Regions from separate parts of the Mus musculus genome. Here all the other regions are linked to region 1. The links are chromatin loops, found by intact Hi-C in ENCODE. Cell type or tissue: gastrocnemius. All regions are shown on one strand. Each heading gives the region's core, and the rest is flanking DNA. Links, peaks and the distances in the headings are about the cores only.

Region 1 (8,000 bases), core at 1-8,000:
ACATCAGCTCCTGCCTCCAGGTTCCGGCCTTGAGTTCTTGCCCTAATAAATCCCTGGTCCCTGGAATAAATTCTTTCATCACCAAGTTGCTATTGGTCATAGGGTTTTAGCATAGCAACAGAAACCCTAAGATAACCACTAAACTGATGTCAGTTACCATCCCTTTACTTCCTTATCTATTTATTTTCAAACTGGGTCTCAAACTCGCTTAGTGTAGCCCAGGCAGGTCTTAAACTTGTGATTCTCCTGCCTCAATCCCCCCAAACAATGGGGTTTACAGGGTACCACTAAATCTGGCTCAGAGTCCTCAGTACAGCCTAGCAAGTGATAACTTAAAGAACCATGGGCCATAAGGGATTGTCAGGACATACTCAGCAGAAAAAATGACTATCTAAATATAACCAGATACCCTGGAAAACCAATGGATTTTCAAAATGGTGCTTCTACCATTTGAGCTGAGAACCTGAGTGGCCTTGGGCACACAGCAGGCGATTGTCAGAAGCGCTTTGTAAATTTTTATCCAAAGTACAATGTCACTCATCTACTATAACATTGCTATTTCAAAAATCTAGTTTCTTTTTCTTTTCTTCTCTCCCTTTCCTTTTCCTTTTTCCTTTTTCCCCTTACCTACCTACCTCCCTCCCTCCCTCCCTCCCTCCCTCCCTCCCTCCCTCCCTTCCTCCCTCCCTTTTGAAACAAGGTCTCCATATGTATCCCAGGAGATCCTTGCAGTCTTGATTATCTTCCTTGCTTTGGCTTCATGAGTGGTAAGCCTACAAATTTGCATCATCATACCAAACTTTAGAAACGATCTCATAGTCCAGGTTAGCCCTAAACTCATCATGTAGAGCAGGTTGGCCTCAAAATCCTCTTGCTTCTGTCTTCCAAGTGCTGGGAGTTCCACACTAGAATTTTTACTTCTACACTAACAAAGGCAAACCTTTCGGCACAATCACTGTATTATCTATCTTACAGACTACAGTTGGGGGCAGAGATAACATGTGGGCTTGGTGCCAGAGCCTGCAGTCCCAGCACTCAGGAGGCACAAGCTGGAAGATCTCAAATCCGAGGCCAGCCTACGCTACATACACAGCAAATTCCTGTCAAAACAAAAACCAACAATGTCTATTGGTGTCATCCTTGTTCGGATCACGCTTAGGCAGCCATGTTGATGAGACTTCACGGCTGTAGCTTGTGACATATTTAGGAGACACCGTCTCATATAGAAGGGGGAAAGCTCACAAGGACTCAATTATAAAGGAAAAACCCAAACTGCAGGCAGCCAAGGAATGCTGAGTGCGCACGAAACAGGCTTCCCCAAGGAAAAGCACAGGAATCGGTTATCCAAATACCAAATGATCAGCCCTAAAAGTAACATTATACAGTCTGAGCAGGTTGTATTTATGTATCTGGTATTACACACACAGGCACACACACACACAGAGACACACACAGAAAACAGCAATTAAAGAAAAAAAGATATGAATTTGAAAGAGAACAAGGGGGTACACAGGAGAGTTTGAAGGGGGAGAGGGGGAAGAGAAAAGCTGTGTAATTATAATCTTAAAATACAAACAAACACAAAGGAAAGAACTCCTACAACAGTAGGAGCCGTGACCCAGCAGAGGCAGACGGTTTTGAGGGGGAGCCTTAAATACTGATCTTCCTTCTCCCTCGGGAGTCATGAACAAAGCACAGGATTAATGTAGTGTGTGCACAGTCTTAGGAGGACACCAAGCCATTTTCTTCCAAGTGAGTGATGTTCATGAACGCAATTTTGAAATCTCATAAGGAATCTTAAAGATTTCAGGGCAGCTCATTCACCCTTCTGGGCGCCGCTCTTAGGAACGGGACTCGATGACAGGAACAGTCCTGGTCCCAAAGCAGGCTCTCCTCACAGGCTGCCTGTCGCCCGCCACAGGAAGTCTCCAGCCTACATGTGGGTACTATTTCCCAAGCTCATTGTAAGATCTAAAACATGTGTTTCCCCTCGGCGTGTTCTATAGCTGAAGGTTACGGTTCCAGACAAGGACACCAAAGCCACTTCACCAAAGTCACTTTTAATGATAGTACATCACTGCAAATGGGCATACCAATGACATTATGGGTCACATAAATTTTAGCAAATGAATATAGAAATCGAACGCACTTAGGGAACTTCCCAATTTACACACTGGTATGTTACCAACAGAAATAGTCAAGTCTTCTGCCCTGCCATCTTCATCACAGGCATGCAACTGACAAAGCTCGCCAAACACAAGCAGGCGGAAGGAGAGGGCAGGCAGCAAAGGCAAGACAGCAAGCATGGGTCTCCACTACCATATCCCATGGAGCCTATGGCTGAGGTGTAGATCCCACGGGATACCTTACCACTTCAAACACCAGCTGTCTACCCCCCAGAAAGAAAAGTCAGCCACTGGCAGGAATACGTAGGAGACTAAGGAGGGCATGGCACCTCAAACACAGGTGCCTCCAGCTTAGCTCCAATCCTAAAGGACACTACTTGTCTGGCCGAACGGCCAGCATTCTGTTTCCCTCCATTAAGTTATGAGCTTTGATCAAGGCATCCAGGCCAGGACCAGGTCCTGGCACAGAATGAACACATAACACACAAGTCTGTGAAGAGGAGTTCCCAAGGAATTCTCTCCAGTTATCGTGGGAACGAGTGAAAGTCAGCGGTAGGAGATGGAGCCTTAAGTATTTGTTCCCTCACCCATAGTCCACCAACCCTGTTTTATGTGGGAATGTTTATAACTGTGAGAAAAAACGCTAGTGTTACCCTTCCCTCCCTGGCAGTTTTCATTTAAAGAGCCCTTGAAATACTTGGTAAGTGATGCCTATAAACACCTATTAAAATGCAGCTTTATAGGAGGTTAAATCATTTATAATGGAGTCCGGTAGTACAGGGTACCAGTTGCAACAGAATTCCTAGAAGGGCTTGCTGGATTAACCTACATCGTCTAGAGAAACAGTTTAGTTATGATGATGTCCAACAACCCAGTCCAGTATTATTTAAAAGTAAGGCTGAATTTAAAGACGTCAATACTGGATGTTTCAATTCTGGGTTTTATGACAGGGCCACTTTGTGCCAGAGCAGATAATCTATCCAGGCAGAATTTTAAAGCTCAGTATATCTGCCTTTATCCAAAAGGGAAAGACCAAGGAGGGGCACCACGATACAGATCTGGTGGATGAGAGGGGACAGCATTTTAAAAAGAAAGACATATCAGGTAATAGGAAAATGGAAACTTGACAGAGGGACCAAATGTTTCACGCGGACCTAATTCGATTCTTCTCAAACTCGAGGAACAAAAGCAACCAGAACAGGAAAATGACTTTGAGTTTTAACTAACGAGTAAGCATCTAGTCCTTTTCCTAAAGGAAGGGACAAAAATAGAAGTGAAAGAAAGGTATCATGACTGGTAAATGGGCAGGGCCTTTTCAGAAGGAAGTTACACAGCCTGACCTCAACAATACATCTCGGCTTGCCCACAGGAGATGCCCATGCCTCAACCATTTCCATGATGCTGCCCTTTCTCTTCTCCCCACTGCTCACATGACATTAAGCCATTCAGGGTGAGCCTAATACTGACCTGTATCAGAACACATAAACATGTCTCGCTTCCTTCAAAAACTCTGCTTTCTCTAGGCCCCACTCCAACCGTTCTCCTGCCGGCTTCTTGCTCGTATCATGCTCCACTCATTTCAATTCATCAATATGCTGCTTTGTAACAGTTTATATATTTGTTTCACACATATATAGGTGTACTATGTGAAAATGGAAGCAAATAACATATGGGTTTCCTGGTTTCTCTTGTACCGCCTCCTTCTTTAGCTGTCATCGTTCTTAGTTCACAGTGGAAGGCACAGGAATTAATTAACTGAACGTCAAATGCCTGAATCCAGGGTATCAAATGATTACTTGGGTAGTACACAGCATTTAAAAAAGCTTCACACTCCAAATATGAACAGGCAGGTAAGGAAGAAATAAAACCACAAGGTTAGACTGTGAGCCTTATTCATAGTTGGTTAGGATACTACCCAACACACACACATACATACACACATACACACACACATACACCACACACACACACACACACACACACACACACACGCACACACACATACACCACACACACACATACACACACCATGGTGAGGCATATTAAGTAAAGCACTAATGTATATACAATTTAGCTTTCAGGATTTATAAGATTATTTTCAGATATTAGGGATGAGAAGTCAATTTAAAATGATGTGTTATTAATAATAAAAATTGTTATACTGGTGCTTTCTAAGTTCAAGCTGTCCTATGTGTTTGTGTGTGTGTGTGTGTGTGTGTGTGTGTGTGTGTGTGTGGAGTGTGGAGTGGGTGAGTATGTGTGTGTGTCCACCCAAGACCAAAGGAACTCTTTCCCCTGTTTGCAGTTGCTTGAGAATTTTCCACGAACCACCTCCCTTTTTTTGTCAAATGCACCTTATGACATTATACAACTCTGGAGAGATGCCACTACTTAAACCTCTAAATAGTGCACATGGTCAAATTAACCAGATCCCAGCACCAAGAGCCACCAGTTGCCCGTTCTACAGAGCCTGTCTCATGTCAGCTGGGCAGGAAATACCAGATTCCAAAGGCTGGAATGAAAGAAAGCCCAAACCAACCACAGAGTTACAAAATCAGCCATCAATTTGTCTAATTAAAACTCCATTTAATATTTCATTAAAATGGAATTCTGGTGGTCTCAAGAAATATGCATTTAAAAGAGCTATGTAGCCACTTCTTAAATACCTATCATGACTTACAGAGACCGGCTACGGCCAATGATCCTGGGCTTAAGGTTCCTAAAGAATCATGCATTTTCATATATTTTAGCCAAGAACTTTACCAAAAGAACCTCTCCGTGACCATCGCACCACCTGGAGCGTGGGCCGAACTTTTCATTTTATTTCTCTCTTTGGCCAATAGATGGCAACCTCTATTGGGCAGGAGAATCAGATTCAGAGCAGGCAGGCAGGCATGTCCTCCCTCCCACCAAGACCCAGCACATTTTTTCTTTTTTTCCTTTTAAGCATTGAGCTATTTCATAATGAATTAGTGAGCAAGAAAACAAAATATTTTTAAGTTATTTTGCTATTGCAACTCTGACTTTGTAAAGGAAAATGGAGTTCTGAAAAACCAAAGGTTTTCCTCAAAGAGGAAATGGACACACTAAATGGACAAAGCAGAAGTGAACTGCAGCTCTGGGTATGGTTTTGCCAGTACTATGCCCTCTGAAGATACAGTATGGAGTCAACTAAACTCTGCCTAACAGATCCATGACCCTGGAATGGTTTATACCTAAGTGGCACAAACAGTTGGGCCTGATTGCCTATACTTATAATTCTAGCTCTAGAGAAGCTGAGGCAGGAGGATTATCATGAGTTTAGAGGTCAGCTTGGGTGTGTGTGTGTGTGTGTGTGTGTAAAGTATTAGTCTCCTAGGACTAAAGAAGAACAGTCTTGGAAAACAAAACAAGAAACAAACAGAAAACAGAACTAGATACTATTGAAGCAGGCAAAGGAAAACATGAGTAGAGACTCCTAATGAGCATCATTCAAGCAACAATGTTCCATGTTAAATGAAAACTCTGTGCTAAGAAACGAAACCATTCCAGGTTCCAGGGTGCCTGCGCCTGGGAAAGCACCGAGCTGTGGAGAAAAACGCATTTTGCCACAGAACACAGCTGGTCCTGTCTGCCTTCCACGGACGAGGAGGAGAACTCTCAGGTGAGGTAGAAGAGGCAGCTGGTCTAAACATGACAATTCTGCTGTCATTTCTCCCTCAAACACCGACAAAGAGAGCGTCGAAGCGTTTGCTATCTCCCATGATCTCCTGCTTTGTGCGTGGTTTCAGCTGTTTAACTTGGCCCTTGGCCTCTATTTCCTGTGGCCGGGCAATCTCAATTCCTTTCATTTTCGTCAGGTTCAAACATATCACTTAAGTCTAAGAAACACTGAGTGTGTGTGTGTGTGTGTGTGTGTGTGTGTGTGTGTGTTCAATGTGTCCTTTCTGTTTTGAGAATTATCATCAATGAGCCTTAGGTCCTGGGGTCTTCTGGGAGTGGAGGTGTGTCTGAGAGAGCTCCCACACAGCTCATTCCTGGCCATCGATCCCATTTTACAGATGAGAAAGCCAAGGCTATGTATGTTATGGTACCATCTTTAGGTCATGCAGCAAATACTTCACAGTGACTAAGACGGACTCTCAGCCAAGGATGCCACTGGAAGTTTTTAATGCCTGACTTATTTACAAGTTCACCATGTAACTGAGACCATAGTGCAATGGCTACCCCTTTGGCTGTACAATAGCAGAAACCAATCTTCATCCCAGGCACTTTACACCAGATTCAAGGGCGCACACATAATAAATGATGCAGAAGCCAAACAGTTTGTCTTTCTTTTTTTTTTTTTTTCCTCTAAAGTATATTTGTACAAATTCCCAAATGTCCCGAAAAACTGTTCCTACTGCTGACTGTGTCCGTTTTTACTCTAATTAAGAACTGTCAAAGACAACTGGGAATGGCCAATGTACTTGAGTAGTCTAAATTGCTTTGTTCTACAGATTCTCTTTGGCGAGAAAACGAGATGGGTAACAAGGATTGTTCTGTGCTATACATGGAGGATGTTGAGATGGGATCTTCCATCCCAGAGACAGCAGCTAGGTCTGAGAGTCAACCTGAGGCGCGCCACTTGGATGCCCGGTTTAATCCCGACAGGAACTGTGAGTGAGTTCCCCCTTCCATTCTGCCCCTTTTCGTAAGAGGCTGAGAGAGTTGCCTCTGTGGATTTCCCAGAAACTCTGTCAAACCCACGGGAGGGGCAACGCAACAACAGCATCTGACAGAGTTTTAAAGAGAACACAGCAGAAGTAAGCGCTGCTCTTTACCTCTGCTTCTAGTCACCTGTATTGATCAGAGCAACTCAAACGAGAACCTTTCTCCAGAAAGGACACTGATTGCTCTGCCACTATTACTGGAAAACGAAAAACATCAACAACAATAGGTCTCACCAGTTAACTCTCCAGAAACAGTTAGCCAGCTAATCAACACAACATTAATATATTTAGCATGAGTTATGATTGTGGTTAAAGCTAAAACGTCTTTTTGGTACCCACAAAAATTTAATTTATTACTTGACGTAAAATAAAATATGCAATTAGAAAAAAATTTTTTCCATGAAGCCCACTGAGTGTAGCTTAATATTTCTAATTAAAATAAATAAGCCCCAACGTCTTTAATTATGACCCATTTAGGTAAGACTTTCGACACATGCTTTCTGCTAAATCCTACTGAAAGAAAAAAAAAAAATTTCCATCACTCAGGCCTGTCTCCACGTAAATATACTCAATTGCTTCATGCTTCTGATTTTTTCTTCTACTAGGTATCCAGAAAAAGAAAACCTCGTTAAATCATTTCAATTTTAAAAGGTTTTAATATAAACAGAAAACTAAAAACACCACTCAGGATTTCAGCGTGCAGAACTTTTATTTGCCCTTGATAAGCACATATTGTCACTTTTATGTATCTGTCAAATCCACAGGAACGTAATCCCAACAGAGAATATAATGAATGTAGTCACAGAAAACTCCAAATTAATGATTTAATTTAAACTTCAGCTGTTTAATCTTTTCACTGTAAGAGACCAGAATATTTTATGCTTGATCCCAGAGGATTAGGTAGTGACCATAAAGAAAGGAAACTGGGGTTATGGGGTTACTCAATTGTCCATGAAGCCTAAGAAACCATTTTATTTGACGGCAGAGGGAGGTTGAGACAAGTTTTCTCTGTGTGACCCTGGCTGTCCTGGAACTCACTCTATAGAACAGGCTGGCCTCAAACTCAGAGAGTCATTTGCCTCTGCCTCCCCAGTGCTGGGATTAAGGGTGTGACCCACTAAGGTTCAACTAAGGAACCATTTTATACACTTTCAATTAAGCAGTCCTTTGTCGCTTGGGTCCA
Region 2 (10,594 bases), core at 1,583-9,582, 780 kb after region 1:
GATTCTCTCATCTATCCCTTGTATTCTGTTGATGATGCTTGCATTTGTGACTCCCAATCTCTTCCCTAGGTTTTTGATCTCTAAGGCTGTCTCCCTTTGTGTTTTCTTTAATGTTTCTATTTCCATTTTTTTAGTTCCTGGATGGTTTTGTTCAATTCCTTACCTGCTTGATTGTGTTTTCCTGTATTTCTTTAAGAGATTTGTTTGTTTCCTCTTTAAGGGCTTCTACTAGTTTACCTGTGTTCTCCTATATTTATTTAAGTGAGTTATTTATGTCCTTCTTAAATTCCTCTATCATATTCGTGAGACAGAATTTTCGATCTGAATCTTGCTTTTGAGGTTCCTAAGGGTATCCAGAGATTGATGTGGTGGGAGAACTGGGTTCTGATGTTGTCATGTAGCATTGGTTTCTGTTACTTATGTTCTTGTGCTTGCCTCTCGCCATCTGGTTATCTCTAGTGCTAACTGCCCTTGCTGTCTCTAACTTGAGTACTCTTCACTCTCAAATCACCAGAAGAGCTATAACTAACAATTCCAATAATCCCATAGTTAATTTCAGAGACACGGCAACATAGAAATCACTTTTATTTAGAAAGCAAAGGCCCCAAGTTCATTAGCATTGAGGTTTGATGGATGGGATTACTTGGTTATTAGGAAAGAGGGAATGAGAGAGAGAGAGAGAGAGAGAGAGAGAGAGAGAGCAGAGAGAAGCTTATTTTAGAAATGGATTTGAGTTCTTCCTTTATATTACTTTAAAAGCTGAAGACTCAAAAGTTGAATAGGCTTTAGTTTCTTGTGACATTCATTTATTCATTTATTTATGTATCCTGGTTAAATCACTGTCCTGCTCCAAAGCTTAACATATGAACATGTTAGTAAAAGTAGAGTGTCTGAGTTAAAATAGATCAAAAAAGGAGAAAAAGGCTATTACAGACTTTTAAAATAGCCATAATTATTTCCTAAGTATTTATTATATGAACCACACTGTATATTCTTCTCCTTTCTCTAAACCTTATGTAAATGAAGTTTAAAATGTCTATCCATATACATATCAAAAGCTTGCTTCTCTTTAGACTTTGGATTTTCAGGGTGAGAAGCCAGCTATTATTTTTCCTTATTGACTTAAAAAAAAAAACTGAAATTACCCACAGTTCTACCTGACTCAATTCTAGGAGCACATTCTGTTCACTGCTTTATTGGTAAATGTAAAACTCTAGCAAATTATTGGCTACTGGAAGGACTATAGATCTTCACATTCCCTTTTTGAAATGTTTCATGAGTTAAAATCCACTGTCCTTAGTCACCAGGGACTTGTGAAGAATTCATTTTTGCCTTTAAAGGGAACCTGTATGCTTTATAACCTTGAGAGACATTGCTTTCTTGAAGTGCTAGCTAGTGAGTTTAAAGAACCAATTGCCCTTACTGTTGGGGGGAGGGAACAACAATAAAATGGAAAATACAATTCCTTTCACAATTGCCAATGTCCATTGTATTTCCATGTATATTTTAATGGTAACATTTCACAGAAAGGAAGCTACCCAAATGACAGCATAAATATTCTTATAGCCTATAGTTTCAGGAAATACTGTCGACTAGAGAAGATACTCCACAAAAGACCTAATGCATCAGAAAACATTCATGAAGATTGCATTACAAGAATAACCCTATGATAACAATATTTTCTTTTTTTATATTATCATATATATACAATAGATATAGTACTGGGCTTCAAAAGAACATTTTCATAGAAATAGTGTGCATTGACCCTGTTCCCCTCCTGCATACCCTGTGTTTTCCTTCCTCTCTCCCCTGTCCCCTTCTGATAGTTCTCTTTGTTCCCCTGTACCAGTGTTTCTCAATCTGTGGATTACAACCCCTTTGGGGGTCAAACAACCCTTCCATACGTGTTGTATATCAGATAAACTGCAGTCAGATATTTACATTACTATTGATAACAGTAGAAACATTACAGTTATGAGGTAACAATGAAATAATTTTGTGGTTGGGGTCACTACCACATGAAGAACTGCATTAAAGGGTCACAGCATTAGGAAGGTTGACAACCACTGCCCTTAACAGTTGCACTACTACTCTCATATTATATTGCTTTATATATCTATATAACATCTGGGAGCCATAAACAAGAGAAACTACAATATTTATGTGTCTTTCTGAGACTCTTAATTCATTAATGATTAACTCAGGTTACATCCATTTTCCTGGAAATGATATAACCATTCTTCTTCGTGATTGGAAAATAATTCCATTGTTTATGTAAATAACATTTTCTTCATCTATTCCTCTGTTGATGGATACCTAGGATGGTCCATAACTTAGCTATAATGAAAAGTGATGTAAGAAACAGTGATGGACAAATGCCTGTGTGCTTGTTAACTTACAGACTTCTCAATAAATGTCCAGAAATGGTTTGCTGGCTCATATAATAGATCTAAGCTTAGTTTTGGGAGAAACATCAAGAGTGGTTTTCATCGTTGACAGTTCAACCAGCACAATGATAGTTGAACTTTGTTGTCAGCCAGCTCTTCTCTGTAATCAACTAAGAGACTTGCCCCTGGGAAGGTTCCTAAGGCCCTTTTCTGAAAAGGCATTTCCAGGAAAATCTTCCTCTGAGTTGATGGTATCTCCTGGTGATGGTCCAGCTCCACAGGGGTTCTAAATAAAAGACACTGCTTTCACCTTTTCTCTTTCACTGACTGCCAGTCAGTGTATCTACTTTGTTGCAGGCATTGCTGCCATCTTTTTCTAATATCGGAACTCAGCATCATCCTTCCATCAAGCACTGGAGTCCTATGGTCCTTCAAGAATTCTACAGACCATTCATCATCAGTTTAAGACTGCTGAAGCATCCACCCTTGTGGACTAAGCAGATACCATGCTATTAATCTCTACAGCATTTGATAACCATTATTGAACTACCCAACTATGTTCATGTAAGCCAATCTAATAAGTTCTGTTTGTAATATAGACTCCTTGAATTAGTTCTGTTTCTGTACAGAACTGTGACAAATACAAGCACTTGTTTCTTTGTGACTGTCTTTCTGACTGAAGTGAGATACAGAGTTGTTGTAGTCTTAATTAGCATTTCTGAGGACTAGGGTTATGGAGAAATTTTTCATGTGTTTATTATCCACTTGTGCTTTATTTTATGACAACTTTAATTCATTCCCAAGATCTAAGTACTGCCCTTGCCCAGAAACAGTGTTCTACAAAGCATTATTCCAAATAATGTAGACACTAGCTGAGGCTTAGAGTTGTACTCATCTTGTCTAGCAGCACAGCATTGAATATTAGTGTGTGGGTGGTAATGTATGTGTCCTCAAAGATAGACACAGAACAGCAAGATACATATATGTGTAGGTTGCAGAAAATAGACTTGCTTTTCTCTTTTCTCCTTCCTTCTTTCTTTGCTTCATTCCTTTCTTCCTTTTTCCCTCATTTCTTTTGCTTCTTTCCCTCTTCCTCCTCCTCATTCTTTCCTCTCCTCCTTCTATTGATACAGAGTCTGTGTATGTGGCCCCAGCTATCCTGAAACTCACTGTGCAACCAGGACGGCCTTGAACTCACAGATATCTACTTTCCTTCCAAGATTGGAGATCAAAGACATGCACCACTATGCCACCTAGAGTTTATCTGAGCATGCAGAGTGAATAGTGGGGGTTGGGGGGCATTTTCTCCATCAAATTTCTTTCATAATATGTTCAAGGCTATAAGAATCTATGAGCTTTATTCATCACAGAACTTAGCACTATCCTATTTGAATCTATGTGTCTTTTTCTTCAGTCTTAACTGAAGTCTTCCTCATTTGTGTGTGTGTGTGTGTGTGTGTGTGTGAGAGAGAGAGAGAGAGAGAGAGAGAGAGAGAGAGAAGGAGGGAGGGAGGGAAAGAGGTACAACTTGATGTCTTGAGAACCTGCATAAATTCCTGGGTTAAGACAGTCAAATCAATTGCCAGTTCTAAATGTTAGGATAATTGCCAGAACAAACAATTTTGTCCTTGTCAAAAGTACCCTGGGATTATTGCTTTGAATATTAGCTTTTTTTTCCTGATAACTCCTTGTAAAAGGCCCTACTTCATGGGTGTGGGGGGATCCTTTCTGAAAAAGTTAAGAAATTTTTATTCTAAAAATGGGCCATTGGTTTACCTTTTGTAAAACCAATTTATACCCCAGCATGCACTATCTATCTATCTATCTATCTATCTATCTATCTATCTATCTAAATTCCATTCAAGTTCTCCCTGAATATCTGTGCTCAGTGATGTAGATGAAATGGGTGTGTCTTCTCACCTCTAAGTGTGAAAATCTACTGGAAGCAACAGACATATAAACAGATAATTATAGTACCATGTAAGAACTGCTATTCAGACATGTGAACACAGTGATGTGGAAATCCCAAGGGGAGAATTTTTCTGGGCCCATGAATGTTGTTATACTTCCAATGACTGCCATCTCTGTCAAGATGCTTTGTGACAAGGGACTAAAGGATGTCTCTGCATTGGAAGTTTGCACAGAGAGACGAGGACTCCTGTATATTGAAACTGAATAAAGTGGTGACTGCCTAAGTATCGTTACCTGCTTACGTTGAGCTTTGACTGTTTCTTGAACATTGCTAAGGACAGAGCCTTCTCAGTGGCAGTGCCAAGGAAACTGTTGGAAGTTGCCAGTCATTTGAGAGAACTGCCGTGGAGAACTGAATGCCAGATGGCTACTGATGAAAGTGAGGAAGGTTCACACTTAGAAGTGAAGTCCAAATCCATATCTGGGCCTTTCCTTCTCTCTCGTCTGAATGCAGAAGAGAACAAACCCTGAGATTTATTTTATTCTTGGCTTACAAAATCCCCAGTATCTTGTATTCTTTTAATGAGGTACTAAAGATGAAGTCAAATTAAATCTGCTTTATTCCAAAAGTTTCAAATGTCCAATGGGTTGTCTCTTACTGAATTGGGTCTTTTCTTTCTTACCTTTTCTTTCCTGACTATCAGGAATGACAGTCAATGGGAAAAAAGACTCCCCAGGTCTATCTCCCATGACTAAAGTTTCTTTGATACCTGTACCTCATATAAGAGGTAAAATAAATGCTCTTCTGGGAACACTATCCTGCTTTGCAGAAGTGCACCCTGCTTCTTTTGGGGAGGACATCCTCCCCAAACACAACGCTTTCGCCAAGCTTTTTAGGAATAAATGTTTCTTCCTGACCTACTAGAGAGCCACACTGGGCGGCTAACTAACCTGCTGTTCCTTTGCCCCAAGTAAAATGGCCGTGAGAGAAATAGACTGGATCATGATCCTGGAACCTTGCTTCTTTTGCATCAAGGCCTTGTCAGGCAGCCTCTTGATATTATAGCAAAATACCTGAGATTCACAACTTAAAAAAAAATAAAAGGCTTATTTATTTTCTGATTCTAAGGATTAAGTTCATGGTCACTCAGCCATGTTACTTTGAGTCATACACCACCAGTACATCGTGGTGGGTGCATGTGTTAGAGCATGTCCATCTCACAGCAGTCTGCAAGCAAATAGAGAAAGGAAGAAAATGGGCCCTAGCATGCCTCAAAGGCACATCATCCAATAACCTAACTTCCTCCCACTAGGCTTCACCTCTTAAAGGTTCTGCCACCTCCCAATATGGCCACAGGCTGGTGATCAAATCTTTAACATATGGGTATCTGGGGAACAATTATCCAAACCACAGTGGGAGTCAAGCCACTACTACTCCTTGGGTCAACGACGAGTATTTGAACCTGATTGTGTTGCGTTCAACAGAATCTGGTTATCTAGTGTGTATTTGCATGCATACCTTCAGAACCAAGGTTTATATTTTTAAAAAGTGTCTCATTTTGTTCCTCTATTTTGTGTACCCTCCAGGACCTCTGGAGATAAGAAGTGGTCATAATAGAGTTAAGGTATAGACTACCCTGCCTGAGAGTATTCACAGTGGCTAGAAAACACTGTGTCTTTGAGACTGAATAGATAACTCAGCCCTTAAAAATTCTTGCATCTCTTGCAAAGGACTAGAGTTCAGTTCCCAGAATCCATGATGGGTAGCTCACAACTGCCAATGACTCCATCTCCAGGAGTCATAGTCTAAAACTGGACTCTGCAGGCACCCACAGGTTTGTCCGCTCGCTCACACTCATGCTCACGCGCACATGCACACATGCACATACACACACACACCATATCATGTCCTTTTCTGTTTTAGACTTTGATGTATAAAAGACCTCACTAGGACTAAGGATATAAACAGTTTTCAATCCATCCTGAGAATGATAAGAGGACTTGAGGGACCACGGACATAAGCCCAGTACAGAGTGCTTGCTTAGTGTGTATGAGACCCTGGGTTCCATCCCCAGCACCATAAAACTAAGAAACAAAATAATAAGGACTTGACATAGGGAATAATTAATTATAAGAATGTTCTTTTTGATGGTTTTCATTTGACCTCTAAGGGAAGAAGGAAGGAGACACAAAATCATAGTGGGACTTGGCAGTTCTGAATGTTATGTGCCTTGAGCCTCTGACTTATTCTCACCAAACACACCCCCATGACTATAGCACCAAACCTTCCTTCAGCTCCCAAGAAGCCTCTCCCTGATTGGTGTGATGGTGCATGTCTTTTATCCCAGCACTTGGGAGACAGAGGCAAGAGGGTCTCTGTGAGTTTGGGGTCTGTGTGATCTACAGACTGAGTTCCAGGACATCCAAAGAGTACATGCTGAGACCATGTCTCAAAAGGGAAGACGTCTGAAGGAGAAGGCAGGAGGGGAGGAGGATGGGGAAGAGAAGATGACAAGGAGGAGGAGGAGGAGGAGGAAGAGGAGGAGGAGGAGGAGGAGGAAGCAGCTACCCCTCCCTGCAGAGTCATGTCACTGGAATTGACCCACTCTAAGGCAATTGTAGCAATTAATATACAGTGTAAAAGCAACAGAAACTCCTGTGCCTGCTCATCTTCAGAAAGAAAGGGCTACTGACTCAGGGTTACTTTTCCTCTGCTATTTTTAGTCCCTCTAAGTGCTTCATGGACTATAGATATTCAAAAGCCTCCATCAAAGATCCCAGTCACAAATGTGAAGAGCAAACCATTTCAGAGCATGCAACTTGACCTTCATTGTTCTGGGGATTTCGTTACATTGCTGTAGATTTTCAGGTCAGTATAAGGCAGCAGTTCTCAACCCGTGCGTGGGTCACAGCCCCTTTGAGGTTTCAAATCAGATATCCTGCATATCAGATATTTACAATACAGTTCATAACTGTAGCAAAATTACATTTATGAAGTAGCAACAAAAATAATTTTATGGTTGGAGGTCACCGCAACCTGAGGAACTGTATTAAAGGGTCTCAGCACTGGGAAGGGTGAGAACCACTGGAAGGTCTGGAGCACTCGAGGCTTAGAGTGGCTTCCTTTAGGCCAGGTAGCTCGGCTGTCTGCACTGGCAGAGGATGGTGAGCAAGAAGGCAGCATTCCAGGCAATTCAGAGGAGCACAACCTGAGCTTGGCTTTTAAAAGACCCAAGGAAAGCAATTTTGATGCCTGGATAATCACCCCTGTAGCTCACAAAGCTTGCCAGTGGAAACCTGTCCCAGAGGTTCCAAGCTTAGAAAGTACAGTGATTGAAGCTTCATCCAGAGGAAGGGTAGGAAGGCAATTAAACGAGGCAGCAAGTGGGGCCTTTGCCTGGAGCCACTTCTGTTCCATCAATTGAGGGAATTTACTTGCCCTCAAAGGAAAGTTATTTCAGCACCTGGCACCAGAAATCTCAGTATATGAGCTTTTCAGTCTCCTTTGATCTGTGCTTACTGGCTCCTGGATTATCAGGCAATAACCAGGAAAAGGAACATGTTCTCTGGCTGCACTTGGCCCACAGGCTGTGACCTGCTCCTCAGCTGCATCCCCCACACGGTTAGCCGACTTTGTATATAGCTTTGCTCATCAGGGCTCCCCTTTCAAACTCCCCGAGACAGAAGCTAATCGCCTATAATGTCAGACAGTATCTATGCCCTAAGTCACCTTCAGTTGCTTAAGTCCTTCATCTCCTAACCTTGCTGTGATGGCCCTGGTGACAAGTGACAAAATTCAAAGAGGACTACATATCTACATATTTTTTGTTGTTGTTTTCTTTTGTTTTGTTTTTTAATAGGGAGAACTTCAAGATCAACACAGACCTTGATTAAGTCTCCTTTGTGTGACTGAGAAGTAATTTCACTAATGTGTGACATAATCTTGTAATATTTAGAATTAGGACCAAATGGAATATTTTACTTCACACATTAGAACTGCTAGCATACAGCAATTGTGCAATAAATTCTTTCTCTACTTGTTGTTCCAAACCCTGTTCTTCGTTAGTGTTTACAATGATGTGCTCTGGAGAGGCAATTATTAGATTTTTCAATAGTTAGGTGAACCAGTTGGTTTTATACTATATCATAGGTCATACTTCAAGTATATTTATCAGCACACCAAGTTATTCTTAGTGTGACTCCTAAAATAGCAAGAAGAGCCCTTTCAGCATTTCAGAGATGAAAATTAACCAGGCATACTTAGAGCCTGCTGGATCAGAAACTCTGAGAATAGAACAAAAAAATTTGTATTTTAATGGAGCCTTCTTAAAAGAGAATATGGTTGGCCTGTTCAGTGACTAGAAAGAAGATTATTGTTTGAGGTAAATTGAGGCAGAGGGGATATGCTAAAGGATCAGATCAAGGAGATGATGGGCTGGATCTTGGCAAATTTGTTTAGCTATTTTACTGGGTTCTTAAATTTCTATCTTCCTTCCAACACTTATTCTACCCTAATCCTTTTCAACTTCCCAACATAGCTGGGAGAGAAAGAAACTTAGAAGGGGAAGGGAGAGTAGACCTCTGCAGGCTACTTCCTGCTGATTGGAGACATTGAATACATTGGGGTAAATCCAATCTTCATCACCAGAATATCCAGCAATCCAGCAATCCAGCAATCCAGGAATGCATCAATGCATCAATGCATCAATGCATCAATCCAGCAATCCAGCAATCCAGCAATCCAGCAATCCAGCAATCCAGCAATCCAGCAATCCAGCAATCCAGCAATCCAGCAATCCAGCAAACAGAACAGCAAATGCAGCAGAAGGAACCAACAGGGACCAGCAACAGCAGGGGCAGCAACAAGGAAAACAGCAGCCACCACAGGTCCTCTCAGGACTCATGCCCATTTATACTCTCTCAAGAGTCTATCTCTTCAGAATTAAACTATCTGTATCTAGCAAAGCTCACGCCCCTGCTTGCGCTCGAGGCAAATCATAATCACTAGCCTGAAGCAGCCTCTTATCTCACACCTAGGATTAAAACCAAAAATAAAAAGCATATTCACATAATATAATTGTTTCTTTTTTTAATTTCATAATTGGGTTTTCCAAGAAGCCAAAATTCGAACTACAGGTTGGGTGAAGGAAGCAAGATGCAGGGACCTATGCAGAGGGATGTAAGAATTTTGAATTGTATTCAAAGCAATAAGCAGAATACAATATCACTCAAAACTATTTACATGGATCACACTAGTGTGTTCTGAGTAGATAAAGAATGGTTTGGGCTAGGTTGATGGAGACATACATGGTGAGAGGTAGGTGGAGCCAAAGTCTCTTTAAATGATTTGTTCATACTTTACCTGTGGAGAATCAGAAAAAAAGAATCAGAGGTTGAACTGCTGGTGGGATTGCAAGCTGATACAATCTCTGGAAATCAGTTTGGCAGTTCCTTAGAAAACTGGACATAGTACTACCAAAGGACCCAGCTGTACCATTCCTGGGCATATACTCAGAAGATGCCCTAACATGTAATAAGGACATATGTTCCACTATGTTCATAGCAGCCTTATTTATAATAGCCAGAAGCTGGAAAGAACCCAGATGTCCCTCAACAGAGGAATTGATACAGAAAATGTAGTGCATTTTACACAATGGAATACTACTCAGCTATTAAAAACAACAATGTCATGAAATTTGCAGGCAAATGGATAGAACTTGAAAATATCATCCTGAGTGAGGTGAGCCAGACACAAAAGAACAAACACGGTTTGTACTCACTGATAAGTGAATATGAGCCCAAAAGTTTAGAAGATCCAAGATTCAATTCACAGACCATATGAAGCCTAAGAAGAAGGAAGACCAAAAGTGTGGATGCTTCAGTACTTTTTTTAGAAGGGTGAACAAATTACCCACAGGAGGAAATATGCAGACAACATATAGAGCAGAGACTGAAGAGACTGAAGAGTCCAGAGACTGCCCCACTTGGGGATCCATCCCATATATAGCCGCAAAACCTGGAAGATATTGTGGATGCCGGGGAGTGCTTGCTGATAGAAGCCTGATATGGCTGTCTCCTGAGAGGCTCTGCCAGAGCCTGACAAATACAGAGGCAGAAGCTCTCAGCCAACCATTGGACTGAGTTCAGGGGTCCCAGATGGAAGAGTTGGAGAAGGGATGGAAGGGACAGAGTCGGTTTGCAGCCCCATGGAGGGAGCAACAGTGTCAACAGGCCAGACCCCAGGAGCTCCCGGTGACTGGACCACCAAACAAAGAATATACATGGAGGGACCCATG
Region 3 (10,594 bases), core at 1,067-9,066, 660 kb after region 1:
TGCAGAGTCTCGGGGTCTCCTTTGTTAAAAAACTCTTCTGCAGACCATGCCATTCTCAGAACACTAGTAAAACGTTGGTTAGAGCAGAAGGTCTTTCTCTGAGAACCGCAGAATTAAAATAGAGCAGCTGTGTGTGATAAAGAGCTGATACATGAAGCTGCACTCACACAATACGAGGGGGGCCTTTTGTTTCCCAAAGAAAAGGCTTTCAGAAGCAATTCAGCGAGGTCCTTCCTTTCTCAAATTCCAATGGCAAATAAATATTAGTCCCCAGAGGGCTCATAAAGACCTCAGAGTCTAAAACAAACAATCCATGGGGTAACATTCAATGCAGTCTATACAGAGACCAATTAAAGTGCTTGGGGTTAATGGAGAAGTTAGTGAATGGTCAAGGAATTCCCTTTAGAAAGAATGCATCCCCCAAAATGATGCTATCAAGTCTTAAACAAGCAGAAAGCCCGAGACCTTCTTGACCTAAGGCTCAAGCCTCTCTAGAGAGTGCACGGTGAAGGAAAAAGAGGATAGATTCCTAGTGGAGCTGGAGGACAAAGTGCTGGGTAACAAGGCCTGGAAATGTCTACCTCGTACTTGGCACCATCTGTGCAGGCCACCTGATAGCCAGGTGTGCTGACACCTGTCTGTGGTTCCAGCACCTGGGAGGCTGGGGCAGGAGGAATGCATAACATAAAGACGGTCTCATATACACAGTGAGTTCCCAGCTAGCTACCAGGAGAAAGCTTGTGGGGAGAGACAGAGGCAGAGACAGAGACAGAGACAGAGACAGAGACAGAGACAGAGGGAGAGACAGAGGGAGAGACAGAGGGAGAGACAGAGAGAGAGACAGAGGGAGAGACAGAGAAAGAAGAGGAGGAGGAAGAGGAGGAGGGGGAGGGGAATAACACAAAGTCAAGAAAGGAAGGAAAAAAGAAATGGGGGGGGGTGAGAGAATGCTATCTGATTTTAAACAAACAGATGAACAAAAAAAAAAAACCCTATATTTTTCAAACTATGCAGTGCTATCTGCTATATACCCAATATATAAACCAGTGGTGTACAAAGGCAAGGCACAATGTGCAAAGTAACCATGATTTGTGGGCCTGTGAGAGGAACAGCTTCCGACATTGACTTGGAGAGCATGCGGGACCTCACATCTTCACAGGAAGCCATTACTTTCCACCAAACTTTCCACAAAGCTTGATGCATGACCCTTGAGCTCAGGAAGCCCAAACTGACACCAGTGCCAAGATGGGCATGTTTATTACTGTTGTTGTTGCTCGGCTCCAACCCCTGCTTGCCCCTGCACAAGCCAGGAAACCCTGCCTGCCTTCCTTCCCCAACCCCAAAGGCACAAAACAAGCAAACAACAACAACAACAACAACTACTACTACTACTACTACTACTACTACTACTACTAAAAAAAACAAAAAACAAAAACAAAAAAACCCTCTGAACAAAGGAAAGTCTCTAAGGACCCAGGTCAGCATTCCTGGCAGCTGTGGCAGCCTCTTCCCCGGAGGCTGCCAGCCACCCAGATCTCTGCCCAAGTGCTCAGGTCTTGACCATACTTGGGCACAAACCCAGCTTATGGCTAACACGTCATCACCCTTTACCTATAGCCTATAACGCTTCCCCATCCTAAGTCAGGGTGCACGACTTCCGCAGCCCTGTTCTTTGGGACTGCTGAACCCGCACGGGGCGGAAGCACCTAATAAACTTATATTTGCTTTTAGTCTGGTTTAATCTGGCCTATATCTGCTCTGCATCACCAAGGGACAGAAATGACCTACATCATCATCGTCGTCGTCATCATCATCATCATCATTTAGCACTGTTGGTTGGAGAATTCTGACAATGTAGAGAAATCATGCACATGTATATATGTATGTACGTATGTATGTATGTATGTATGTATGTATGAATTTTGTGGCTTAGCGTTTTTAAATGTGTGTTGTATAACAGACTATCTCAACAACATGTACTCATTTCACATAGGATACGTACAGTAGACCAAAGCATGGATACCACCAAAACCCAGTTTAATGACCCAGTAAGTTTTCCTGGGGCTACATACAGGAATGTGGGTGAAGGGTTACCTTTAACAGAAGCAGAAATGACTCAAACACCAGCTGCCTCACCAACGCCCACCCAGCACGGATGACAGCTCACAAAATCTAGAAGCCCCGAGCACACTGCGCAGCCTCAGGCACCTCAGCAGTTTGGAGACTGTGCCTTCCTGGTGATCAGTGGGTCTGAGCCTCTTCTGGGCAGTTTGCTTTGTCTTTGCTTCTTCTTGGCAGTGTGGCTGGTTGCTCTTTCTTCCTGGTGGCTGAGTTTGCCTAACAGTCACCTTTCCAGACTGGCTTGTCTGAGAGTGACTCTCAGCGATCTTTGCTATTTAAGTTGGGGGAGGAAGAGCCTAGTGTTTCTGGTCAGTTTCAAGGATTTCCTGAAACTCTTTTGAGTTGTTTACTTCCGGTCTTAAGGAGCTTTCCTGCAGGATGATATGTTTCGATCTCAAAACTTCTACACAGCAATTTGACACCATCCAAAGTCACCTGGGAAGAAGGCTCCCAAAAGAGGAATTGTCTGCATCATGGTGGATTGTAGCATGTCTGTAGAGCATTTTCTCCATTGCTGATTGATGTAAGAGAGGCCAACACACTCTGGATTATTTCTTCCCTAGGGAGATAAGCCTTGGTTTTATTTATTTATATAAATGAAATACATATTATTTACATATTATACATATTATTTATTCATTATAGAATATAAACAAATTATTTAATATTATATCATGCAAATACATTAATAATACATTATATATTATGTTATATTTATTATATAATACATTTTAACATATAATAAGGTAATATATGATTATTATACATTTAATATAATATGTACTAGCTAAACAAGGCAGAAAATTCTTCAACTGTCTCTAATTCAGTTCCTGCCTCCAAATTCCAAGATCCAGCTGCTTCCCTGATTCCCTAGATGACAGAATATAACATACAAATGTAGTCCAAATAAAATCTTCCAACCCTGTCTAAGTTGCTCTCCCTTCCCCTCAGTGTTGATCATGGCAACAGAAACCAACTAGGATGTATATGTACATTCTGGGCTTGCTATGTTTCCATTTGTTTCTACTGGATTTGCATTTCTAAAAATAAACATTAGGATTTCTTTGTCCCCACTTCTTCTTACAAACTTTGAAGTCACTTTTCTCAGGGGAGTGAGTCTGAACTTGGAGCACTGTTTTAAATCTTTCATACAGTGCTCTTCTCACAAAGCAAGCTGAATCACATCAGCGACATTATTCCATATTATATGACATCTCAAAAAATGTCCCTGAGACCAGTCCTTTCAAAATTTGCAACTCTTTACTGGCCTGGCGATGGCATAACCCTGATTCATTTGAAGCTCTAGCTGCTTGCTACACCCTGCATTCTCCGGCGGCCCATTTATCAACCTGTTTTTTAATTTCTACACAGCTGACATACTGATCATGGATGGGCTAAGAAACATACTGAATAATTCATATCAAATATACTTTATTTATTAGATACCTTTTAATACTCCATGGAGAAGTTTGGGTTGTGCTCTTTGTAGAGTTAAGGATGCCTCTCTTACTCTGCAATAACCGTTCTGACTTCCGAAGGACTTAAGACAATGACTCCCAGGGTTTGGAATTTCACAATCCTGGAAATTTAGAAAACTAATCATAAAAGCCACATAAAATATCAGTTTTATTCTGTGTCAGCACATTCAAAATTTCCCAACAGTAATTCTCATTTTTAATGAATTTTAATTCTCTAAAACAGAATATGTATGTGTGTGTGTGTGTGTGTATACATATTAGACTATATGAACAAAAATATAATTTTCCAAAGGGCTATATATAGCTCTGGTAAACTAAGAATGATAGACTCTTACAACATTGTCTTTATTTTACTGAGTTTGTGGTATATGTAAATTTACGGCATATTGAGACTCACTGGCTTAGACTGAAGTGAGATTTCTCTCACTGGGATCAGGAAAACAGCACACATCTAGGGGACCTTTGATGTGGTTAGGTATTCACATTACCCTGAAGATCTGGATGAAAAAGATTAGAAGCACATACCAGCTGGTCTGGATACCATGGAATCATCACAGCGCTGCATCTTGATTTTCTGCTGCTTTGCTATTGACATTTACACTGGAACTTAAAACATCCCAGCATGGATCTTAGCCTGCATGTGCTAGTTTGACCTAGAAACAGTCGCATGCAAATATGTGCCCAAGATAATAATACTGGAAACCTAAGACTCTTAGATCTATTTCCATGGTTAAAACCGGATTCATATTTAATAAATAAACTTCTCAGCTCATTAACAGTTGTCCCACTTCAATTGCTCTGCCACATATTATACAGAAGAGAACATTGCGTTCTTCATGAGATCTCTGTGGTCCGGCGTGCATGGAGATTGAGTTATCAGGTCAACTTGATTTACTTCTGAGCTTCAGCACCCATCAGGACAGAAGGCTACATTTGGAAGCTGCTCTAAGTATTAAAATTATAATCACTGCAAACTAGGTCTAGAAAGGGCAATGACCAGGGCTGGCCAGTTTCTATCATGCAGACACCAGGGAAACTTTTCAAGATAGCAAACCATTAAAGAGAATTTTGATAACAATTATAGAGATTGCTTTCAGTCCTCCCTGAACAAATATATAAATCAGACCCCTAAGGAACCTCATATTATCTGAGGTTAGCTACTTCTGTTTATAAGCCATTTATTTTCTCAATTGGCAGTAGTTCTATGCTTTCTTATAGTTTAAATTATTTTCCTCCCCACTGCTAGACTTGTGACCTTTAGTCTAGACCACTGGTTTTCTTCATATTTGGTACAAATTCTTCTGTTTCTACTCTCCAGATAAGTCCTACTTCTAGTCACAGGAACCCCTCCCTAGACCAGGCCACACAAGCATGGGAGTCCTACCAAACTGGTAATGTGCGGGGTTTTAGCTTTCATTGCAAATTGATTCAATGACTAGAACTTCCTAATGCAAATCCATTTTTCCTTATAACACCCAGTTTCCTTCTTATTTACTTTCTCTGTCTAGTGCAAAAGAGAACTTTGAATCAGTTTTCTTGACTGAACATATGCTCTGCTCAATGGTCTCTAAAAGTACCAAATTTCTGGAGCTGGAGGGAGTAACTGGTTAAGATTGAGAGGAAGGTAGGAAAGGGAGAGAGGAAATAGGAGATAGCACTGGCCTGTAAGTTGTGAATGGTAATTGGGGTTCGTTTTGTCCTTAACAACTGGACACCTCCCTCCCCCCCCAGCAAAGAAACAAACCACTTCCATCTTTCATAAAATTACCCCCCAGATATTGATGATGTAGGAGAAAAGATTGCAATCTCCCTCTTCTCAACAAGATATACTAATAAAACATTTTCTACAATATTGTGTCCAGCTACCTCCTGTAGTTAAAACAATGCATGTCCTTGTGTCTCATGAAAGAACAACACCTAGGGAATGGATACAATAGGTTTCAGTATTCTGTGATCATGAGAAACCCAGCCTACTCTAATAACCTGCTTATTGCCTTCACAAGATTATTTTCTAATTCCTTCCAAACCCTTGCCTTACATAGCTAAATAGCTGTGCTTTTATTAGGCCGAACCCTTTTCTTTATTAAATAAAAGGAAGTCAGGGAGCATGTTATAAAGGCCCAGGGGTGGAGAAGCTATGTAGCAGAGGAAATGATGATCCAGTAATATCCATGAGTCATACTCCTTTTATAGATGGGGACAGCTCTTACAATATATTCTTGGGCAAAGAAGGGGGGAAACACTCTTTATATGATTAAAAATGTCATAAGTCAAGAAAATCAGCAACCTACAGATTGTGAAAAAAACCTTCACTAACCCCACATCTGATAAAGGGCTAATATCCAAATAAATAATGAACATTAGATTTTAGCAAACATTTTTAAAAAACAACCCAAAGATGAGAGGTCCGTTTACATATATTATAATAATCAATATTACACGTGCAAAAAAATTGAAACCAGGCCCAATCCTCTATGTTAAACACAGATTAGCTTCAAATGGACAGAAATGTATTTGCAAAATTTATTATAAGCCTTCAGGGTAAAAAGCAGGAAAATATTCTAAGAGATTGTCAATGAGTGCTTAGAAATAACATCAAAACCAGTTTGTGAGAGTGAAAGTTGCTAAGTTAGAGCTCATCAAATGAAAAAATGTTATTCTGTGGAAAATAGTATCAAGACAACAAACAAGTTGAAGACCAAATATTTGCAAATATAGACCTGACAAAGGTCCCTCTGAAAATTCAACAAATACCCCCTGTTCTCTCTTCTATTTAGACTCCAAGAAAGGACTATAGGAGAAAGGACTATAGGAGAAAGGACTATAGGAGAAAGGACTATAGGAGAAAGGACTATAGGAGAAAGGACTATAGGAGAAAGGACTATAGGAGAAAGGACTATAGGAGAGCAGTTTCAGAAGAGCGGGCTGTGGACCTGAGAAGAAAAGGAGAGACATTAGTCATACATACAAAGTTTCATCCACACAGAAGGGGAAGGGAATTAGTGATCCACTTTGCATGAATGGCCACAGTAAATAACAATGACTGAAAAGTTGGTGCCTCAAAGTTGTCAGGTTCAAAGGTTTTCACTACATACCAAGGATAAGTATAGTGGGTGATAGATTAATTAGCATGAATTAATCATTCTACAACATAATACTCCATTGCATCCCATGAGTACACTAACAACCACTTGTCAAAGTACAAATAAATAATGAAAAACTTATATGCTCAGTGGTAAACAATCACTTAACTGGATCAACAACATTAAAACCCCCATAAGTTGCCACTACACACTTATTAAAATGGCTAAAAGAAAAGATCCAATACCAAGTGCTGACAAGGATGTAGGACAACTGGAAATTTGAGATCTTGCTTATGCATATTTAAATGCTCGCTCTGAAAAAAATAGTTAAATATAGAATCATTACATAGCACTAAAATCTCATTTCTGGGTATAGATCTTAGAAAAAATGAAAATAGTATTTCCACAAATGCTTATACGTGAGTGTCGGTAACACACCTGCTTGTAATAGCCACAAATTATTATGTGTCATTCGGAAGCAACCTGAATGCCTTCCACAGAACTTTTTCCTTTATGGAGTGCTATCCAAAATGAAAAGGGATGAGCTGCCAATGCAGAAAACAAAATTGGCCGATTCTAAGCACATTGTACTACCTATAAGAAACCAGTATCAAAGTTACTTATCTTGTTAGGTGCTGTTTCTGCAATATACTCAGAAAGGCAAAAATTATATCAGTGGAGATTAGTGGTTGTGAGTGGTGCTGAATTAGAGAAAATATATTATTTAAAACTGTACTGGGGGTGGGGGGGGGAGCAAGATAGATGGATGGCTCAGCAAGCTAGATGTCTAGCCTGAGAACTTCTGTGGGATCTTAGGGAGCCACATAGTGGAAGCAACTCTACAGGCTGTCTTCTGACTCGCACATATATGCCTTATCACACATACCATGACATACACACACAAACATACACACAAAGCTACATCACTAGCTTGTTTCATTTTTATGTATGGATTCTTGGACCAGTAGCTGTATAATCAACACAGGAGAAAAGAAAAATAAAATGATTACCCTGCCTTTATCAACAGATTAGAGGAAAAAGGAAAACATTTCATGGGCCATGATAATATTATAGCTCTAAATAAGAATTTGGAGGATTACCATGACTGTAAAGTGGTGTAAGTTAATAGAAAAAAAAAAAAAGACAAACTCTCCTCATTCTCTAGTCTTCATTGTGTGTGTGTGTGTGTGTGTGTTAGCACATGTGTGTAGAGTGATAGGTAATCGAGTCTATGTAATGGGACTTATAACTCACCATGCAAATCTCTTATTTTCTAGATTAGTTCCATTAAACTGGGAAGACCCTCTAAAACTGTGAGCTGTCCTGTACCACAGGCTGGAGGCCCAGAGTAAATAGAAAAGAGAAAGTGAGCTGAGCACCAACCCTTTGCTCCCTGAGTGGGTGGGATGTGACCAGCATCCCCACGCTCCTGTTGCCATGACATCAATCACTGATGAACTGTATAGCCTTAAACCAGGAGCCAACAAGCTGTTCCCTCCTTAAGCGGCTTTGTCAGGTATTCTATCAGATCAATGATGAAGGACATCGATCAATCCAGCACCGCCAGCCTGCTTTCCCTGGCTGTTCCAGTGCCTGCATGTCACCCATACTTGCCTAGCTGGCTTTTGGTCCTTATGTTACTGGGGGTTTGTTGTTGTTGTTTTGCTTTTCCTGTATTCTTCATTCTACTTTTATGAAAAAGAGAAAAAAAAATTAACCAGAGAAAAGATTTGGGAATCACTATGATTTCAAAGTGGTGTAAATTTACAGGAAAAAAAAAAAAGACAAACAGGTCACCCCCATTGACTCCTAGGAGCCTCCCCCATACCAGGTCTCTGGGACTTCCTGGAGATTCACCCCACCCTCACCCCCACCCGACCCCTGGCAGTTGCAGATTTCCATTCATTCTCCTGGCCCTCAAGCCCTCTCTCCGGCCCCATACCTGCTTCTGCTCCCCCACTTTCTCCCACTTAGTTCCCTCCCTTCCTCTGCTTCCTATGACTATTTTATTCCCCCCTTCCAAATGAGATTCAAGCATTCTTACTTGCGGTTTATTTCTTGTTTAACTTCTTTGGGTCTCCGTGGGGGGTGGGGGTGACTGGGAGGGAGTTGAGCATTTGGGATGTAAATAAATAAATAATCCCTTCACTTCAGGTATCTTGAACTTCATATATATGCCATATGTAATGGGTAATCTTGTCAAAGGATTATCTAAAAACAAATTCCAGAAGAACGTCCCAGGTTTAGTACATATGTAATTCTACTTCTTACCACTTCCTGGAAAATTATAAAGAATAAAAATTACAGGCTGATTTTAATCAGTTTTGTTTTTGTTTTTTATTATGGACATTTATGAAGGATCTACAGATTTAGATCTAATTAAGTCATTTCCCTCATTGTTTTTATTGCTAAATATATTGTATTAAATTCAGAGTCATAAATCAAAATAATCAGAACATTCATTCAGCTAAAAGTCAGCCTCACTGGAGATAAATAACCTTTGGAAAATGAGAAATGTCCCATAGTGCTAACCCATAAGGAATATACAATGAAGTCTTCATTAATTTGTCAGCCTATAATTGGGAAATGTGCTTAATTAGTTATTTATGGACCGTAAAGAAGGAAAGAGAGCTAGTTATGATCCCAGTCTCCGTGTCTCACACTTTGTTTCATTTTTTAAAAGATATTTTAAAAACATCTCCCAGAAGAATTGTACAAGATCAAGCCAGGCAATGTCCTCCCATGGAGTGAGAGCAATTAATGAGCTCTCACCTCTCACTGAGGAGCAATTGACAGTTGAGGGCTTTTGAGGGATGGTCAATCAGTGTTCTTTAAGGGTTTGGCCCCTGATATCTCAACCATGCTCTAGTGCAGTTCTCAACCTATGCGTTGTGACTCTTTTGGGAGGCATCAAATAACCCTTTCACAGAGGATGCCCAAGACCATCTGCATATAAGATATTTACATTTCAGTTCTCAACAGTAGAAAATAACAGTTATGAAGTACCAATGAAAATAATTTTATGGTTGGGGATGACCACAACATGAGGAGCTATATTAAAGGGTCTCAGCATTAGGAAAGTTAAGAACCACTGATCTAATGGATGGACCCACACCCTAAAAGTACATGGGTAACACAGAATGGACTGGGTGGGTTATTTTTTTTAAAAAAAGAAAAAGGTTGTAGGTTCTCCTTTAAGATTCGTGACTTAAAGGATTCATGACTGAGTGATGGTTTTCTGTAATGATCTCTATCTGTTGCAAAGAGCATACTCCCTTGGTGCAGGAAAAGGGTCACACTTCTCTGTGGTTATGTGGACAAGTCTGTAGAGTTCACTTTCACCTCAGGGAGCTCCAGAATCCTATGTGTGATGTTAATGGTGTCTTTAGCAGCAGAGACTTAACCTTCTATCTCTGAGGACAACCTAGGACAACAGCAATAGACTGTAATGTTTTGGGAGTCTCAGGCAATTCTGAACAGCAACACAGAGAATGACTTCTCGTACCCTGGTGCTGGGCTTTTGTTAACCCCTAAAACCTAAGTAAGGCTCAGGAAAGATTGCAGAAAAGTGAAGAGGCACAAAGGCAATAAAATCCAGAAGATCAGGGAGTTTGCTGTGAGAATGTGTATTCTAGTAATGCCAGAAAGCATGTCCATAGTCTTATAGTCTCAGCAACATGACCGTCAAAGCACGTACTGAACAAGGACAACAATAATAGACATACCACGGTGAATTGGGGGTGGAGCACAGAACCTCACCCATAGACAAAGAACCATAGGCAATTAAGGAATGCTGAGAGTGGAAGAAACAATCTTTCCAATACCAAACCGCCAGCCCAGAAAGCACGCATACAAATAACATTGGCAGATGAAGCAGGGATATTAGGACATCTTTCCTCTTCTCCATCCTTT

Evidence for each region. A loop is a pair of places that touch in the nucleus more often than their neighbours do. Peaks named below come from ENCODE experiments on the same cell type or tissue, not always from the same donor. Only the 100,000 strongest peaks of a DNase experiment are listed, where the experiment ranks them.
Region 2: a loop joins it to region 1, with 2.4 times the contacts of the local background. A loop is called at or near these places in 6 of 42 quality-filtered maps.
Region 3: it touches region 1 in a loop (4-fold over the local background); 2 of 42 quality-filtered maps call a loop at or near these places.

The regions. Positions count from the first base shown.
Region 1 is chr13:101,730,936-101,738,935 of GRCm38, forward strand. All of the region lies in intron 2 of Pik3r1 (phosphoinositide-3-kinase regulatory subunit 1), which reads right to left. Among named protein-coding and RNA genes, the nearest start is that of Pik3r1, 33 kb to the right of the region's middle. In gastrocnemius, for the core only: a CTCF peak has its summit at 4,974 (motif pointing right); a DNase peak (open chromatin) is centred at 4,949; H3K4me3 peaks cover 1,583 bases; H3K27ac peaks cover 7,015 bases.
Region 2 is chr13:102,513,969-102,524,562 of GRCm38, forward strand. No RefSeq gene overlaps it. Among named protein-coding and RNA genes, the nearest start is that of Gm29870, 36 kb to the left of the region's middle. In gastrocnemius, for the core only: no CTCF peak of the experiment used is centred there; a DNase peak (open chromatin) is centred at 4,658.
Region 3 is chr13:102,393,146-102,403,739 of GRCm38, forward strand. No RefSeq gene overlaps it. Among named protein-coding and RNA genes, the nearest start is that of Gm46397, 47 kb to the left of the region's middle. In gastrocnemius, for the core only: no CTCF peak of the experiment used is centred there; no DNase peak of the experiment used is centred there; H3K27ac peaks cover 2,980 bases.